2 separate regions of the Homo sapiens genome follow, and region 2 is linked to region 1. Evidence: chromatin contacts called from ENCODE Hi-C data. All regions are on one chromosome and are shown on one strand. The core of a region is the stretch at or near the end of the contact, and the rest is flanking DNA. Distances in the headings are between cores, read along the strand shown.

The links. Hi-C counts contacts between places; a loop is a spot of excess contacts on that map. Pooled maps may share reads with other maps.
Region 2: a loop to region 1 is called in a pooled map, with 32 times the contacts of the local background. The contact joins the promoter of FGR here to the enhancer-like site in region 1. A Hi-C loop is called at or near these places in 2 of 37 single-sample maps with no recorded cell type and 5 of 50 pooled maps.

Annotation. Positions count from the first base shown.
Region 1 is chr1:25,016,130-25,024,100 of GRCh38, forward strand. It overlaps MIR4425 (microRNA 4425), which reads left to right and starts at 7,374; the gene lies at 7,374-7,457. RefSeq lists enhancers at 2,894-3,003, 3,094-3,163, 3,204-3,363, 3,321-4,217, 4,476-5,004 and 4 more. Within about 2 kb of position 3,411, at least 3 of the 41 ENCODE cell types and tissues checked have a DNase peak (open chromatin) inside an H3K27ac peak, as active enhancers do.
Region 2 is chr1:27,632,906-27,640,876 of GRCh38, forward strand. It overlaps FGR (FGR proto-oncogene, Src family tyrosine kinase), which reads right to left and starts at 2,280. Exons shown (of 13, transcript NM_005248.3): 1 at 2,160-2,280. RefSeq lists a silencer at 1,356-1,405 and an enhancer at 4,404-4,463.

The DNA.
Region 1 (7,971 bases), core at 2,161-4,660:
GAGAGTGCGATGTTGCAAGGTTGGGGCAGACAGAGTCAACAAGGACAGCACCGGCTGGGCACAGTGGCTCACGCCCGTAATCCCAGCACTTTGGGAGGCCCAGGCGGGTGGATCACTTGAGGTCAGGAGTTCGAGACCGCCCTGGCCAACATGGTGAAACTCTGTCTCTACTAAAAATACAAAAATTAGCCACGCGTGGTGGCGCACACCTGTAATTCTAGCTACTGGGGAGGCTGAGAAGGGAGAATTGCTTGAACCCAGGAGGCGGAGGTTGCAGTGAACCAAGACCATGCCACTGCACTCCAGCCTGGGCAACAGAGTAAGACTCCATCTCAAAAAAAAAAAAAAAAAAAAAAAGGAAGAGCAGCGCCCGGTTATCTGACCCTGGTGCTTAGGCACAGTCCATCAAGCAGTGCCAGCTGTGTTCCCATGCCAGACAGGCATGGAAGGGGTCTCCAGCTGGCTTCTCATTTCCGCACTGTGGTGTCTCCTGACCTGGGGGCCCTGGGGCCTGAAAGCCACTTCTGTCGGATCATCTCCGGCTCCCATTGGTTAAACCCCTACTGTGTGCCAGGGCCCAGGGTGTGCTGTGACTTGCTCAGCACTCTCTCAGGGTGGCCCCTGAGTCTCTGCATTTTGCCACACACTGCCAGACTTGGCTAAAATAATACTAAGGCTACCTTTTATCAGTGCTTCTGGGAATCTATGGTGGTTGGTTAAAAGCATGAACTCAAGAACCAACCTGTCCAGGTTAAGTCCTGGCTCTGGACAGTCCATCGTCAGCATCCCCGCCCCACCCGTGCAGAGCGGCCTTTCTCCTGTCCTCCAGATGGTTCCCTTCCCATCCTGTGGGGTGAGATGGGGCTCTGAGCACGGGTGGAACCCAGCACTGGGGGGCAGATGGTTCTTCTGGCCCCTTTAGGTGTCAAGTCAGGAGGGGGATGACTTCCAGTGGCTTCTCCCCAGAGGAAAGAGATGGGGTTGTCCTGGGGGCACAGGGATGAAGGGGGAGGGCTGCACCAGGCAGAGGTGGGTGTGAAGAGGACTTCATGGGGTCGAAGTGCCCCAGCTCCTGCCTCTGTAGATCCAGAGCCCCCGTGCCCAGCTCTTCCCTGGCCCATCACAGCACGCACAACCCCCATCAGCGATTCTGTCCTTTGGGTTTCGAGTCCATTTTTATCTTCTACAGCCAATTCACTGCATTAAACTCCTCAGCCTTGACCCTGGTCACAGACCAAGCCCTCATTGCTGACATATAGCCCCGGCCACACACTGAGCCCTGACCCTGGTCTCAGATGGACCCATAACCACAGCTGGAGTTCCGACCCCAAGCAGCCACTACAGAGATGAAGATGCAGGGCTGCACAGTCCCTGAGGCCAGCCTGACGGGTCAGAGTGTCATCCCGCATTGGTTCCAGGATCCACACCACAGAGCCCCCACTGGCCATCTGGAGATGTGGCACCTCCCCACTGTGTGGCCCTGGATACATCCCTCTGCTTGACCTCAGCTCCCGCCTCTAAATGAATGGATGACATCGAGAGACTTCCTGACTCAGAGCTGGTGACCTAGAAACTGTGAGGTACTCCTGGGGGTGTGGGCTTCAGGTTGTTCCCAGCTCTCACAGCCCTGGGCTAAATCCTCTCCACTCTCTTCCCAGCCTCAACCTCACAGTCCAGTGGTTAGGAACAGCCCCTGGGGCCGCATCCTAGCCAAGGGGCCTCGTAAGTTTCCTAGCCTCTTGGAGCCTTGTAAGTTTCCTAGCCTCTAGGAGCCTCAGTCTGCTGTCTGTAGGGTGGGGACTGTGGGTGTTGGGAACTCAGCGCAGGCCACGCGTGGGATGCTGTCAGAGCCAAGCCCAGCATAAGCAAAGGGTCAGGAAGTCAGAGCCAAGCACACTGGCCTTCCACAGGGCTCCTGGGCTTCGCTCAGCTCCAGTGGAGATTGAAAATACTGTAATTCCTTTTTCTTCCCTTTCTCATTGGGGACACTGAGGCCTAGAGAGGTCAAGCCCCGTGCCAACAGAGTGGGGGAAAGCAGAGCCTCATGTCCCTCTTCTCACCCCACCCCTAGCCTCCTTTGAGCTCCATGAGCCACCAGAACTCATCATAGCCCCAGGCAGGTCGCCACCCTTCCCTGAGCCTCTGTTTCAGCTTCTGTAAGAGGAGGGAGCAGGACCAGTGGGATATCTCCTGAGGACACCTCACTGCTACTGAAGAGGACAGGAGCATGCTGGGGTAGGAGGTCAGGTCTGCATGGCAGGCCTTCAGAAACCTCTGGAATGTGGGTTTGAAAGTTTGGGGGCTGCTCTTGCTACAAAGGTTCCCTGTTCTCCCCTCCTTTCTTTCCATGACATTTCACCAACTGTTTCTTCCCTTAATCCAAACCATCGTTTTTCCAGGGTGAAATTTAAATCAAAGCCACATGGCTCCCCCAACACACGTGTCCTTGCCAAATGGAAGCGTGTTCTGGGGAAACAGTAATGACCCTGCCGAAGGGGATTCTGACCTCTCCATGGGGCCCGCCAGGCAAGTGCTATGTGGCATTGAGAAGACCTGGGGGCTTCAAGTTGGCCCAACTGGGGTAGGCTTGGAGGTTTCCAGGCCCAAACATGGCTCCGCCAGGAGCAGAGGGTGAGCCTGAGTTCCTCCACAAGGAGGCCAGGAGGCCTTTTCCAGAGCCAGGAGCCTTCATCCTATGAGCCATGGATATGGGAGGTGCCTGAACCCCTGGGGTCCATCTGGGGAAGGGGTTTACACGGTCCTCCCAGTGAGGCTCAGTCATTGATATGACTTGAAGCATGGTGGTGGTGTGGCTGTATGAGAAAGAGACCTGGATTTGGAGTCTTGTTTGTGTCTGATTCTCACTCACTTGCTGTGTGACCTCGAACAAGTTCCTTAACTTCTCTGAGCTTCAGTTTCCTCATTGGTAAAATGGGGCTTCAGCTAGAAGCTCTCTCAGTGGTAACCATGATGCAGGCGAAGGGCCAGGGCCCAGGAGCTGGCGCACAGTGGAGCTCACAAAAGCAGCTGGGGGAACTGTGCAGAAGTGAAGCGGGGGCCTCAGAAAGGAAGGAGGGAGACGCCAGGCCTGGCATTGCAAGAGGGGCTGAAAGCAGTGGTGGGAGAGAGGGCAGACAGGGAAATCTGGGCACTGTGTGCAGCCCCCAGATATGAGAGGAAGCCCCTGAGTGGAGAGTCATGAGACTTTGGAAGGGGCAGAAGGCTTTACTGAGGGGAGGGGCATCCAGGGAGGAGGGGCCTGGAAGTCCCCAGGGGCCACTCTGCAGGGGCTTCCCTGGGCCTGGTCTCTGTTTTACATAGTCTGGCACTCCCAGGCGGGCTCACAACTTGGAGTCCTGGTTGGGGAGAGGGAGTCAGGAGAGCAGGAGGCAACCTCCCATACCCGCCATACACCAATAATCAGACACCCTCACTCCGGACCAAGCCTGGACACCTGTGGGGTGAGCACACTCATAGCTATAGGCCCACAGACTGAGAAGTACATGCAAATGGCCACATGCCAGACCCATATGCAAAACACAGACCCAGACAGGCCATGCACAGACCCACATTTCCACACCGGGGCCAGACCCGCATGCAGGAGTGTGCAGGCATGTGGATGCGTGCACACACACTCCCGCACATACATGCCTGCACACACACACACCTGCACACATACACATGCCTGCACACACACACACCCCTGCACACATGCATACATGCCCACACACACACACCTACATGCCTGTGCACACACACACCTGCACACACGCATACATGCCTGGACACACACGTACATGCCCGGACACACACATGCCTGCACACACACCTGCGCGCACACACACCTGCACACACACATACATGCCTGCACACGCACACATACATGCCTGCACACACACATTCACATACATGCCCACACACACATGCACACACATACCTACCTGCATACACACACCTACACACACATACATGCCTGCACACACACATTCACATACATGCCTACACACATGCATACACACATACATTCTTGCATGCACACATCTGCACACACATACATACCTGCACACACATATTCACATACATGCCTACACACACGTGCACACACATACATGCCTGCACATACACATGCACATGCATGCCTACACACATGGGTGCACACAAACGTGAGCACACACATGTGCTGAACAAGGCCCCAGGAAGCCTCCAGCACAGGCCAAGAGAACGGCTCCCTCTACACTCGTTTATTCACTCCACAAACCAACTGAGCACCTACCAATGTCAGGCACAACCCCTGCCCCTGGAACTCACACTCTAGTGAGAAAAATGTCAATCACGCCTATCGAAATAATGACTATTCCTCACACATTCACGAGATTTTGCTCATTTAACCCTCAAAGCAGCCCTCTGGAGTCGGGGGGTCTCTGCTGCACAGATGAGAAAATGGGGTTCTGAGAGGCGTGGCACCATGCCCTGCTCGAAGCTCCAGAGCCGGCGATTGGCAGCCCCACTCAGATGGGTCTGGGGAGGGCTCTCTACTTCCTCTCGGTGACTTCTGTCTCCCCTGCCCTCTGCAAAAGCGGAGGCTGTGGGGATGTGGCCCCTGGCGCTAGGAGCAGGCCTGCTGAGGGGCCTGGCTGCTCCCTCTAGCCCCACTGTGGCCCTGGACAAGCCTTTCTCTTCCCACCCCTGCTGCCCATTGCACAGAAGCAGACATGGAGTCTGAGAGGACAGTGGCCTCGTGAGGTGGCCGAGCTGGGCACTGCGTTAGAGACAGGGAGGGGGCAGCTTCTGCCACCCACATCCCCAGATCAGTCGGTCCATGAGTCCTCACTGAGCCTGGTCCTGGCTGGATGCTCTGCCAGGCACACAGGGACAGCCCAGCCCAGGGCCTCCATGTTGCTTCCCACGCTACCAGGCCCGGGAGCACCAAACTCCTCGAGTACCAGGAAGCGAGCCCGCACACACCTTAGCTGCAGGTCCTAGCACCCCCGCCTTTCCCAGCCTCATACTCTCTGGACAGACAAGAGACTCCCCCTCACCCCAGGACCTACAGCCTACGGAGGCCTGGAGCCACCCAGCCTGGGCCGCAGGGACCTCAGGGAGGGTGCAGACGGGGGACGGAGGGCACAGGCCAGGGCCCTAACACCAGGCAGAGCCGTCCACAGTGGGATCGCCCACCTCGTTGGCTGCCTGGAGCATGGCCACCCTGTCCTGCATGTGAACTCGGGAGTGGGGAGAGCAGAGAGAGGCGGGGGCCGTCATTCAGCCTCTTGGAACTATTCTTGTCAGTGCCTCGTTCCTGGAAGCCTCTTTGGGCTGGGCCCTGTGTACAGGCAGAGGTTGGTGTGGGAGGGGAAGGCTGGGGTGTGTGTCTCTCACTGGAAGCCCTTGGAAAACCCCTCCCCTCCTTCGGGGCAGCCCCTGCCCTCAATTTGCTTACAGTCTGTTCCAAGCTTCTCAATCCATCAGATCAACTAGAGGAACTTTATAAAATGCAGGTTCCTGGGCTCCTTCCCAGTCTGCTGAATCCTAATCTCAGGGCTGGAGCCCTGGAATCTGTATTTTTTCAAAGCCTCGAGACCTGGATGAGAAGGCAGCACTGAGATCCCCTGGCCCAGGTTCTGGCGACTGCTCATGATTATTTTTTGGACCCCGTCGGTGGGATGCTGTCTTATTTAATCCCATGTCCCTGCAAAGGATCCAGTAGATGCCAAATGAATGTTTGCTGGCAGTACTGGTGGGTTGGGCAGGGTATGGACTCACCTAGAGGTATGCCTGGACCTCCCCCGGCCTGCTGTGTGACCTTGGACAAATCACTGCCCTCTCTGGGCCTTGGCTTAGAGGGTCTCCAAAGGCAGATATTTAGTGAGCCACTGATGGTCACCAAGGGCTGCCCGAACATCCAGGAGGTGATCTTACTCCCAGCGTGGGAGGGAACCAGACTGGCCTCCAAGGCATCTCTGGGATTCCCTTAGTTTGCCTTCTGAAAAATGGGCCCGGGCCATGGAGGCATCCTGAACTGCACTGCTCTCGCATGGACAACAGAGAGGGCATTCTTCCACACCTAAGGGAAAGAATATTTACCAACCCCTGGGGCCGCCCCTGAACCCTGGCCTAGGCCTGAGGGCTGAGCTGAGGGGTTATGAGGACCCCTGGCCTCTCCCTTGCCCCTCCCCCTCCTACCCCACCCCCACCCCCTGCTGTGGGCGAGGAGCAGGTGCCTGGCTTCCACTTCTTAGAATCCCTGTGAGGCCCTGGGGTGGGGGTGAGCTCATTTACGGGAAGGGGGGGATGGGGGGCTCTCTTCTCACCCGGCCCTGCTGGAGGCGGGGGGGGACAGCAAGTGCGTAAGCAGCCCCAGCTCCCGGCCTGCCTCCGGAAATGCCGCCCAGGGCTCAGTCACGAACCTAGCCAGGCAGGGGGGCACAGCCAGAGCACTCAGGGGTGTCAGGTGACCTGCGAGGAAGCTTGGCTGGGGGCCTAGAGGCTGCACCGGGGTGCACAGTGAGGTCAACTTCCCCCTTCCTGGGCCTGCACCCTGACACAGGGGTGTGCACCCCACGGCCCAGCTGGATGTGTCTCCTGCTGTCTGCCTATCTGTCTGCTGTGCCCTGGCCCACCGTGGGCTCTGGGCCTCTGCTGGGCTCCCCTGGCACCCATGGGGCCTGAGTTCTCATCAACAACCTGCTTCAAGGGGTGCGTGTCAGGGTCCTGGGGTATGGGGGAGACCCCAGCCAGGTCCTGGTGCGGACAGCCCTGCTTCCCTACCCCCTCTCCCCTTCCCTCCCTCCTCCACTTCTCTCTGCAGCTATTTAAAGCAAGTGGTGGCGTGGGAAACTTCTTCAGATGTGTGGTTTCATCTTCTTCAGCACAGGGACGGGGCGTCTGCTCGCTCTGGTGACTCATCCAGAGTGAGAAAAGCCTTTTTGTTGTTTGATGCTCGCTGGAGGCTCTGTAGCCTGAGAACCTGGCCCGATGGGGCCTTCCCTGCTGAGACTCCTGGGAGGCCTTGGGAGTGCCCAGGGCAGCCCTTTTGTTCCATCCCCAGACCCAGGGAGCCCGGGACCAGTGGAGCCCCTGAAGCTGAAATACTCTGCTTAGAGTGAGCCTTCCTGACTGGTGGGTGGGGCAGGGGTGGCCATTCTCAACACCCAGCTCAGCCACCACCTCCTCCAAGAAGCCTCCCTGATTCCTCCAAAACCTCAGTCGATCTCCACCTTATTCAGTCCTCTAACCCTCAGTCTTCTTATCTATGAAATGGAGCAGTGGGTCCAAGCTTCACAGATCTGTGTGAAGATAAACTGCGGAACACACACAGATGCTCAGTAGGTGAGATTCGTGGTAAGATTTATTGAGCATTTATTGTGTGCTAAGTGCTTTACATGAATGGTCCCATTGAATCCCAACAGCTTTGCGAAGTGTTGTTGGGATTCAGCAGGACCATTCGTGTAAAGTAATATTCCCATTTTACAGATGAAGAAACTGAAGGATGGGGAGGGGGTCAAGTAATTTATACATTGTCTCATAGTTAGTAAGCAGCAAAGTGAGATTCAAACCTAGGCCATGTGATGCCAGAGCCCCAGCCTTTAGCCACTGTGCCAACCTGTCCCTGGCAAACGTAACTAATAAGGATTTGGACTCAAGGCTATAAAGGGCATGCCCCTTCTGTTCAGAGGCTTTGCACATGCTCTTCCCCTGCCTGAAGCACTGACCCTTCCCCAATTGCCTGACTATATCCTCCCCAAGGCTCAGAGATGGGCTGGAAGGTCACTTCCTCCAGGAACTTTCCAGGATTGTCTCTGTCAGGTACCCTGGTGACGCACAGCGAGTCTCTGTGTACTCACTACCACGGCAGCTAAATCACTGTTTCCGCCTGTGTCCTCACCCAGACTGTGAGTGTCCCCAGGGTAGAGATGGGTCTGGCCTCCCATTGCCCCATCCCCACGGCAAGCACAGTCTCTGGCACACAGT
Region 2 (7,971 bases), core at 1,030-3,529, 2.6 Mb after region 1:
GAGCCCTGGCCCCTACTTCCCCAGCTCTGGGGTTCCCTACCCAGCCTCCTGAGGTCTGGCCACTTCCTTTGCCACATCAGCCCCAGGTGGCTGCAGAGATCACCCAAACATCCACTCATATGCTCAAGGGTTCATGCTCATTCACTCAGAGCCCAAAACATACAAACACTCACACCCTCACTGGAGGAGGGTGTGAGAGCACCTACTCACTGGAACAGGAAGTAGTCATGAAGCCCCTAAACCCCACACCCTCCTCCCCGGAGGGTACATGAAACTTGGTAGGGATGAGGTAAGGATTCAGGCCTCAGCTCAGGCTACATCAGAGACGAGATGTCCTGGAATTCTGGTCCCTACTGTTGGCCCTGCAGGTTGCCAACTCCCAAACCTCCATCTTCCCATCTGTGAAGTGGGAACAGGGTCCTGCTCTCCCATCATCACCACAGTCGGAAGGATGCCAAGGACATCAGGGCCCCTGAGAGTACACACCCGAGGGGCGGCCAACTGGATGCAGCACCAGAGAGGGTGTGAGACAGATTTTAACTCTGCTGACCTCCCCAGTATGGGCTCTCATCAGAGCCATAAACTATTTAGACGCCAACTGTGTGCTGGTCCCTGGAGGCCCTGTCAGTGAGAGCCGGGCAGTCTGGTCCCCCTCCATGCTTTTTGTTGTTGTTGTTGTTTACAGACAAAATCTCACTCTCTCATCCAGGAGCTCTCACTGCAGCCTTGAACTCGTGGGCTCCAGCGATCCTCCGGCCTCAGCCTCTGGAGTAGCTGGGACTACAGCAGGTGCCACCACTTCCAGCCTTCTGGCTAACTATATTTTTTTGTAGAGACAGGACGGGGGTCTCCCTGTGCTGCCCAGGCTGGCCTCCTCTGCATGTTTTTGAGAAGGTGAAGGGGAGGCTCGCTGAGTCAGGGATAGCCCTTAACCCTTCAGGACACTCAGCAAAAACTGCTTTCTGCACCTGATTCTCGTGGGGGAAGAGTGGACACAAGGATCATTTCTCACCATAGTTCAGATGAGGAAAGTGAGGCCCAGAGAAGCCCTGTAACTTGCCCACAGTCACACAGCAATTAAGGGCCCAGTCTTGCTAAGAACCCAGGTCTCTCAAACAGCAGATCCTCCACCCCAGGATCCCTGAACACAGCGGCATCGCCTCCTACCTCGGTCGGGAAGCCCACCCCCCACCCACCAGACCGAGGATTCCAAAAGGGGGCGAAGGCGGAGAGCAAAGGGGGCTGCGCCCACCCGGAGCCCCGCGGCGGCCCAGCGCGGCCCGCCCTCTCGTTGCCTTGGAGGCAGCCCCTGCGGGCACTCGCGGTCAAAGGCAGGATTTCCGTCGGGGCGGCAGCAATTCCCGGATCCAGCGGGGAGCGCGGGCCGAGACCGCCGCGGGCGCGGAGGGGGCGCCCGGAGAGGCCTGTCCCTGCCGAGGGCGGGGACTTCCCCAGGAAGCGGGGACCCACGCCTCGCGCGCCCGGCAGGAGTCCCCTGCAGCCCGGAACCTACCGCAAGGGCGGGCCGAGAGGGTCGCGGGGCCGCGGTCGCGGCCGCTAACGTTACCCTGCGGGCTGTGGGCTTCACCCCGACTTCGGCCGGCTCGGAAGAGGGGAACTTCCTGGACCCGCAATTGCACCCCAGGTTCTCCGTCCTCCAGAAGTCGTTCTCCTCAACCCCCTTCCCGCCAGCTCCCTCTCCTGTTCCCTCCAGCACCCCCACCCATTTCCCCTCTCCTGGACCCATCAGACCCGTCGGCTTCTCCCCAAAGTCCCACTCTCACGATCCCTTCAGTTTCTCCCCCAGACCGTCCTGGGGATTCCCCTTAATCCTTCTCCCCCACCTCAGCCCCCTTCCTAAACTCTTATCAGTCCCCTCCATTTTACCCACTAGACCTTTTTGGGGGTCCCTTTGGTCGGCTTCCCCCGTGCTCCCCTCCGCCCTCTCCTCCAGGTTTATCAGCCTTGCTTTTCAGGTCGCCCGTTTTCCTCCTTAGGCCTTTTCGGGCTGGGGTCCCTTTGGCTGTCACCTTGCTCATGTGTCCCCCGACCCCCAGGTTCAGGCTTCTCTTCCCGTGTACCCCCAGTCCTCTCTCCAGAGCCTCGAGGGGGAGGGCACTGCTTGACCTGCCCAGTCCCCACCCGACGCTGTCGCTTACCTGGAGCCCAATTCTGCCCGGCCCCGGGGTGAGCCAGCCGGGGCTCCAGCAGCCGCGAGTGCCGGCGTGCGGGGAGAACTGGGGTGCTGCCCGCCTCTGACCGCCGCCCCTGCTGGGCAGGGAGGAGGAAGCCGCCTCGGACTTCTCTTATTGCAGTCACGGCCGGCGGGCGGTGATGGTGGCAGGGAGACAGTCACGCCCTAGCCCCAAGCCAGCTCCCCGCAGCGAGGAGGCGCCCCCAGATCCTAGGCCCACCCGCCCCCACCTTCCTCCTCCCTGGTTTACGGGAGGTCGGCTCTGTCACCCTCCAGACCTGAGTCCCCAGCCCGGCCTTCCCAAAAGCCCCCTCCAAAAGCGCAGTTTCAGCACCCCCGAAGCACCTGCTCTTTTAGGATCATTGAATTGGAGGTTAAGAGGGGCTTTTCTCCATCACTGAGGACCAGATCGGGACTGGCCTTACTCGAGTTCTCACAGCCAGTTGACTTCAGACTGCTGTCACCAGAGCCACTGGACATGGATCACATGGACCCTGTCAGCACGCCTTCCCTTCCTCAGGGGCTGAGCACTGGGGACACAGGGCTGTTAAGGGTGGTGAGCAGCAGAAGACCCTTCCCTTAGGAAACTGCCTTTCAGAGGAGTGGGAAGGGTGTCAGCCTCCCCCAGGCACCCAAGTTTTAGAAAAACTGAGTAACTGGCTGGGGGCAGTGGCTCAGCCTGTAATCCCAGCACTTTGGGAGGTTGGGTGGGAGGATTGCTTGAGCCCAGGAATTCCAGACCAGCCTAGGCAGCATAGGGAGACACCATCTCTACCAAAAAAAATTTTTCTTAAGTTAGCTCGGTGTGGTGGTGTGCACCTGTGGTCCCAGCTACTGCAGAGGCAGAGGTGGAAGGATCCCTCGAGTCAGGCAGGTCGAGGCTGCAGTGAGCTGTGATTGAGCTACTGCACTCTACCTTGGGTGACAGAGCAAGACCCTGCCTTAAAAAAAAAAAACACAAAAAAAGAATGTGGGTTTTGTTGCAGAAAATGACTTTTTTTAAAAAAAAGAAAGAAAAGGCCGGGTGCAGCGGCTCACGCCTGTAATCCCAGCACTTTGGGAGGCCGAGGCGGGTGGATCACGATGTTAGGAGATCAAGACCGTCCTGGCTAACACAGTGAAAGCCCATCTCTACTAAAAATCAAAAAATTAGCCGGGCGTGGTGGCGGGCGCCTGTAGTCTCAGCTACTCAGGAGGCTGAGGCAGGAGAATGGTGTGAACCCGGGAGGCGGAGCTTGCAGTGAGCCGAGATGGCGCCACTGCACTCCAGCCTGGGCGACAGAGCGAGACTCCGTCTCAAGAAAAAAAAAAAAAAAAAAAAAAAGGAAGAAAAACTGAGTATCTTAGAACATGTGGAAAAAGATTTTTAAAAACAAAAAGAGAAACGGTAGCATCCTCTATCAGTTCCAGTCTCTCTGTCTGATAGGGATCCCTGACCCCTCCTCAATCTGGGGTTCAGTCCCCACTCCCACCACTGTTACTTCAGCCTTAAAGCAAGAACCCGGAATATCCCTCCTGTCCAGGAGAGGAAGAGGTGTGGTGGGGAGGGCTGTTTGGTGGAGAAGGATGTGTCTGTTGGGATGTGGTGAGAGGCAGGGAGAGTGTGCGTAAACACAGAAGTGTGTGTGTGTGTGTGTGTGTGTGAGAGAGAGAGAGAGAGAGAAAGCAATGACATGATGACTTTGCTTTTGGAATCAACAACTAGGCCATGGTGTGCAGGCAAGTGTGTTTCTTTGTATGGGCAGGGGCATGTGGGGATGTGTGTGTGCATGCGTACACATGCTCAAGTGTGGCCCAATGTGCCTGGGGTAACAGAGTGGTGGGATGGAGATAAGAATGCTTTTCTCTTAGGAAATGGGAGGAGGGATGAGGAGGAAGACAGAGGAGCCAGTGGCAGTGCAGGGTCTCTGGAAGAGTGGCTTCACCCTAGCCGGGCAGCATCACCTCCGCCATCAAATGCTCCCTGCCTGGCCATCGGCCCACATGTTCAATTAGCAAACAAGCAAACGTTTATAATTGTGTCTTAGGTGCCAGCCTTAGGGAACACAGAGATGAGAGACTGGTCCCTGCTCTTGGGGGATCCCCCCAATCTATCATGCTCGCTCTGTCATCCTTCAAGGTCTGACTCACAAGCATCTGCTCTAGAGGCCTTCCCTGATTGCTGCCTCTACCCACTCCACACCCCCAGCAGAACCTCAGCATCTTCTGCCTGGGGCACCACTGGTTCCTGGGGGATGGGTGTGTGGGATATGTTTTCCTCAAGGGCAGGGGTCTGGCTCTTGTAGATGCCTCCAGTACCCACACAAGGCCCAGCACACAGTAGCAGGCTTTCTGTGTATAGGAACACGTGAATCAACCAAAGGACAAAGGAATTAACAGATGAACAAAGGAAAGCCCAGTGAAAAACTAAATAATGGAAGGTAAGAAAGAATGAATGAAGAAATTCAAGAATTGATGACTGAATAAGCAAATGAATGGAAGAACAAAATGACAACATTGCTTCTCAGGCCGGGCTCGGTGGCTGACGCCTGTAATCCCATTGTTTTGGGAGGCTGAGGCGGGCGAATCACTTGAGGTCAGGAGATCGAGACCAGCCTGGCCAATTTGGTGAAGCCCCGCCTCTACTAAAAATACCAAAATTAGCTGGGTGTGGTGCCGGTGCCTGTAATCCCAGCTACTCAGGAGGCTGAGGCAGGAGAATCGTTTGAACCCAGGAGGCGGAGGTTGCAGTGAGCGGAGATCACGGCACTGGACTTCAGCCTGGGCGACAAAGCAAGACTCCGTCTCAAAAAAAAAAATTGCTTCTACTTTTTAAAATATGTGTTGGGCCACATTAGTCCCTTGCTTAAAATCTCCCAGTGCCTTACCTTTCATTTTGCTTGGAAAAATAAAAATACAATACATACGATACCATAATAATAAAGAATAATAAAATCCAGCAGCTTTGTCTTGTCCTCTGAGGCCCTGTGTGCTTGGCCCCTGCCTCCTCTCCAGTCCCAGCTTTAGCCATCTTTCCCTTTACCCACATTTGGATCTTTTTCAGTTCCTAGAATACACTGAATTTTTGTCTCACAGTCTTTTTACATGGTGTTCCCTCTTCCTAGGATGCTCTTCTTCTTGCTCTTCACAGTACTGCTTCCTTTTTATTCTTCAATTGAAGTGCCGTCTCCTCAGGGAAGCCTCCCCTGACTGCCACATCTAAGAAGGTCTCCTTATTCTCGGTCTCAGCATCCAGTTTGTCTCCTCTATGGCTATCACAATCTGGAATTATATATTTCTGTGTTCATTGTTTTTTGTCTCTGGACCTCTCTAAACCAGATTAGGGCTCTGACCCAATCTGAGGTCAGGAGACAGCTGGCACTTCTTAGGACGAGCAAAGTGGATTCTATGCCCTCATTCATCCTTTCAGAATAACCTTGATTAGGAACACAGACTCTGGGCCCAGGCTGCCTGGTTTGCAGACCAACTCTGACCTTGGACAAGTTATTTCACCTTTTTTTTTTTTTTTTTTTTTTAGACAGAGTCTTGCTCTGTCTCCCAGGCTGGAGTGCAGTGATGTGATCTTGGCTCACTGTAACTCCCAGGTTCAAGCGATTCTCCTGCCTCAGCCTCTTGAGTGTCTGGGATTACAGGCGTGAGCCACCACACCCAGCTAATTTTTGTATTTTTAGTAGAGACAGGGTTTCGCTCTGTTGGCCAGGCTGGTCTCAAACTCCTGACCTCAACTGATCCACCTGCCTTGGCCTCCCAAAGTGCTGGGATTATAGGTGTGGGCCACCGCGCCCTGCCCAAGTTATTTCACCTTTCTGTACCTCAGTTTCCTCATATGTAAAATGGAAATTTAGTAGACCTCACCTCACAGAAGTCTTGAGAGAAATCAGTGAGCTGTTAGAGGAGTGTTTGGCACATAGTAAATACCACATAAGTGTTCACTATCATTCATTCATTCATTCATTCATTCAATTAAACCTCAACTCTCTGACCACAGTTTCCTATCCTTTCAGCCCATGTATTCACAAGCTCCTTGAAAACAATTCTAAGTCAGGTATGGTGGCTCACACCTGTAATCCCAGAACTTTGGGAGGCTGAGACAGGAGGATCACTTGAAGCCAGGAGTTCGAGACCAGCCTGGGCAGCCCAGGAGTTCGAGGCTGCAGTGAGCCATGGTTGTACCACTGCACTCTAGGCTGGGTGACAGAGCAAGACCCTGTCTCTAAATAAATAAATAAAACAATTCTAAAAACTGATACCAAAATCAAAAATCAAAGCCCAGCAAGCCCAATGAGACCTCTCTCATCCATTTCCCAGCTAGCCATCACTCTCCTCCTCTTCTCACTCCTGCTTTCAACCAGCCTAGATTCTGCTGTCAGTCCTTATGGTCATTCGTTGCAAAGACCTGGCACTGTCCGGCCTCCCTCTCCCTCCCTCTCCCTCCAGTGTACCTGCCTGGAAAACCCAGGCCTGCAGGAATCTAACCATTACCTTCTTTTTTTTTTTTTTTTTTTTTTGAGACAGAGTTTCGCTCTTGTTGCCTAGGCTGGAGTGCAATGGCACGATCTCAGCTCACCGCAATCTCCTCCTCCCAGATTCAAGCGATTCTCCTGCCTCAGCCTCCCGAGTAGCTGGGATTACAGGCATGCGCCACCACGCCTGCCTAATTTTGTATTTTTTTTTTTTTTGAGATGGAGTCTCACTCTGTCGCCCAGGCTGGAGTGCAGTAATTTTGTATTTTTAGTAGAGACAGGGTTTCTCCATGTTGGTCAGGCTGGTCTCGAAGTCCCAACCTTAGGTGATCCACCTGCCTCGGCCTCCCAAAGTGTTGGGATTATAGGCGTGAGCCACTGCGCCCGACCTCCCTTACCTTCTAAATGTGGAGGAGAAAACTGCTTGCTATGCAGACAGGGTCGCAACTCCCAGCCTCAATAGGACACTAACCAGGCCCAGCAATCCTCTGGTGCATTTCTCACTAAGCAGGCCCTATCACTCTGCCCAGATGAGCAGCTCACACTTTTTCTTTTGTCTTCCAACATCCTACCCCTTCTCCTCCTTCCCCACCTGAATTCTAAATCCTCTCACCTTCTGGGGATGTTACACCTCTGTAACTCCATCTCTCGTACCATCCAGCTTTTCCTTCCACAGAGTTATCCTCTTAGCATACAAACACATTCTAGAATCTCTTGTTTAAAAAGAAAAAACAAAACCCTTTCCTTAGAGAATTAAGCATTTATCCTGCCTTTTTAAGGAGAAACTGTGGTTCATTTCTAGTTGAAGATCCTCTTTGTAGAAAAATGCCAGCTAAAGCTGGGTGTGGTGGCTCATGCCTGTAATCCCAGCACTCTGGGAGGCTGAGGCGGGTGGATCACCTGAAGTCAGGAGTTCAAGATCAGCCTGGCCAACATGGTGAAACCCTGTCTCTACTAAAAATACAAAAAATTAGCCGGGAATGGTGGCAGGTGCCTGTAATCCCAGCTACTCCAGAGGCTGAGGCAGAAGAATTGCTTGAATCTGGGAGGCAGAGGTTGCAGTGAGCCGAGATTGAGGAACTGCACTCCAGTCTGGGCAACAAGAGCAAAACTCCATCTCAAAAAAAAAAAAAAAAAACCGGGCGTGGTGGTTTATGCCTGTAATCCCTGCACTTTGGGAGGTTGCGGTGGGCAGATCAACCAGAAGTCAGGAGTTCGAGACCAGCCTGGCCAACATGGCGAAACCACGTCTCTACTAAAAGTACAAAAATTAGCCAGGTGTGGTGGTGGGCGCCCATAATCCCAGCTACTCAG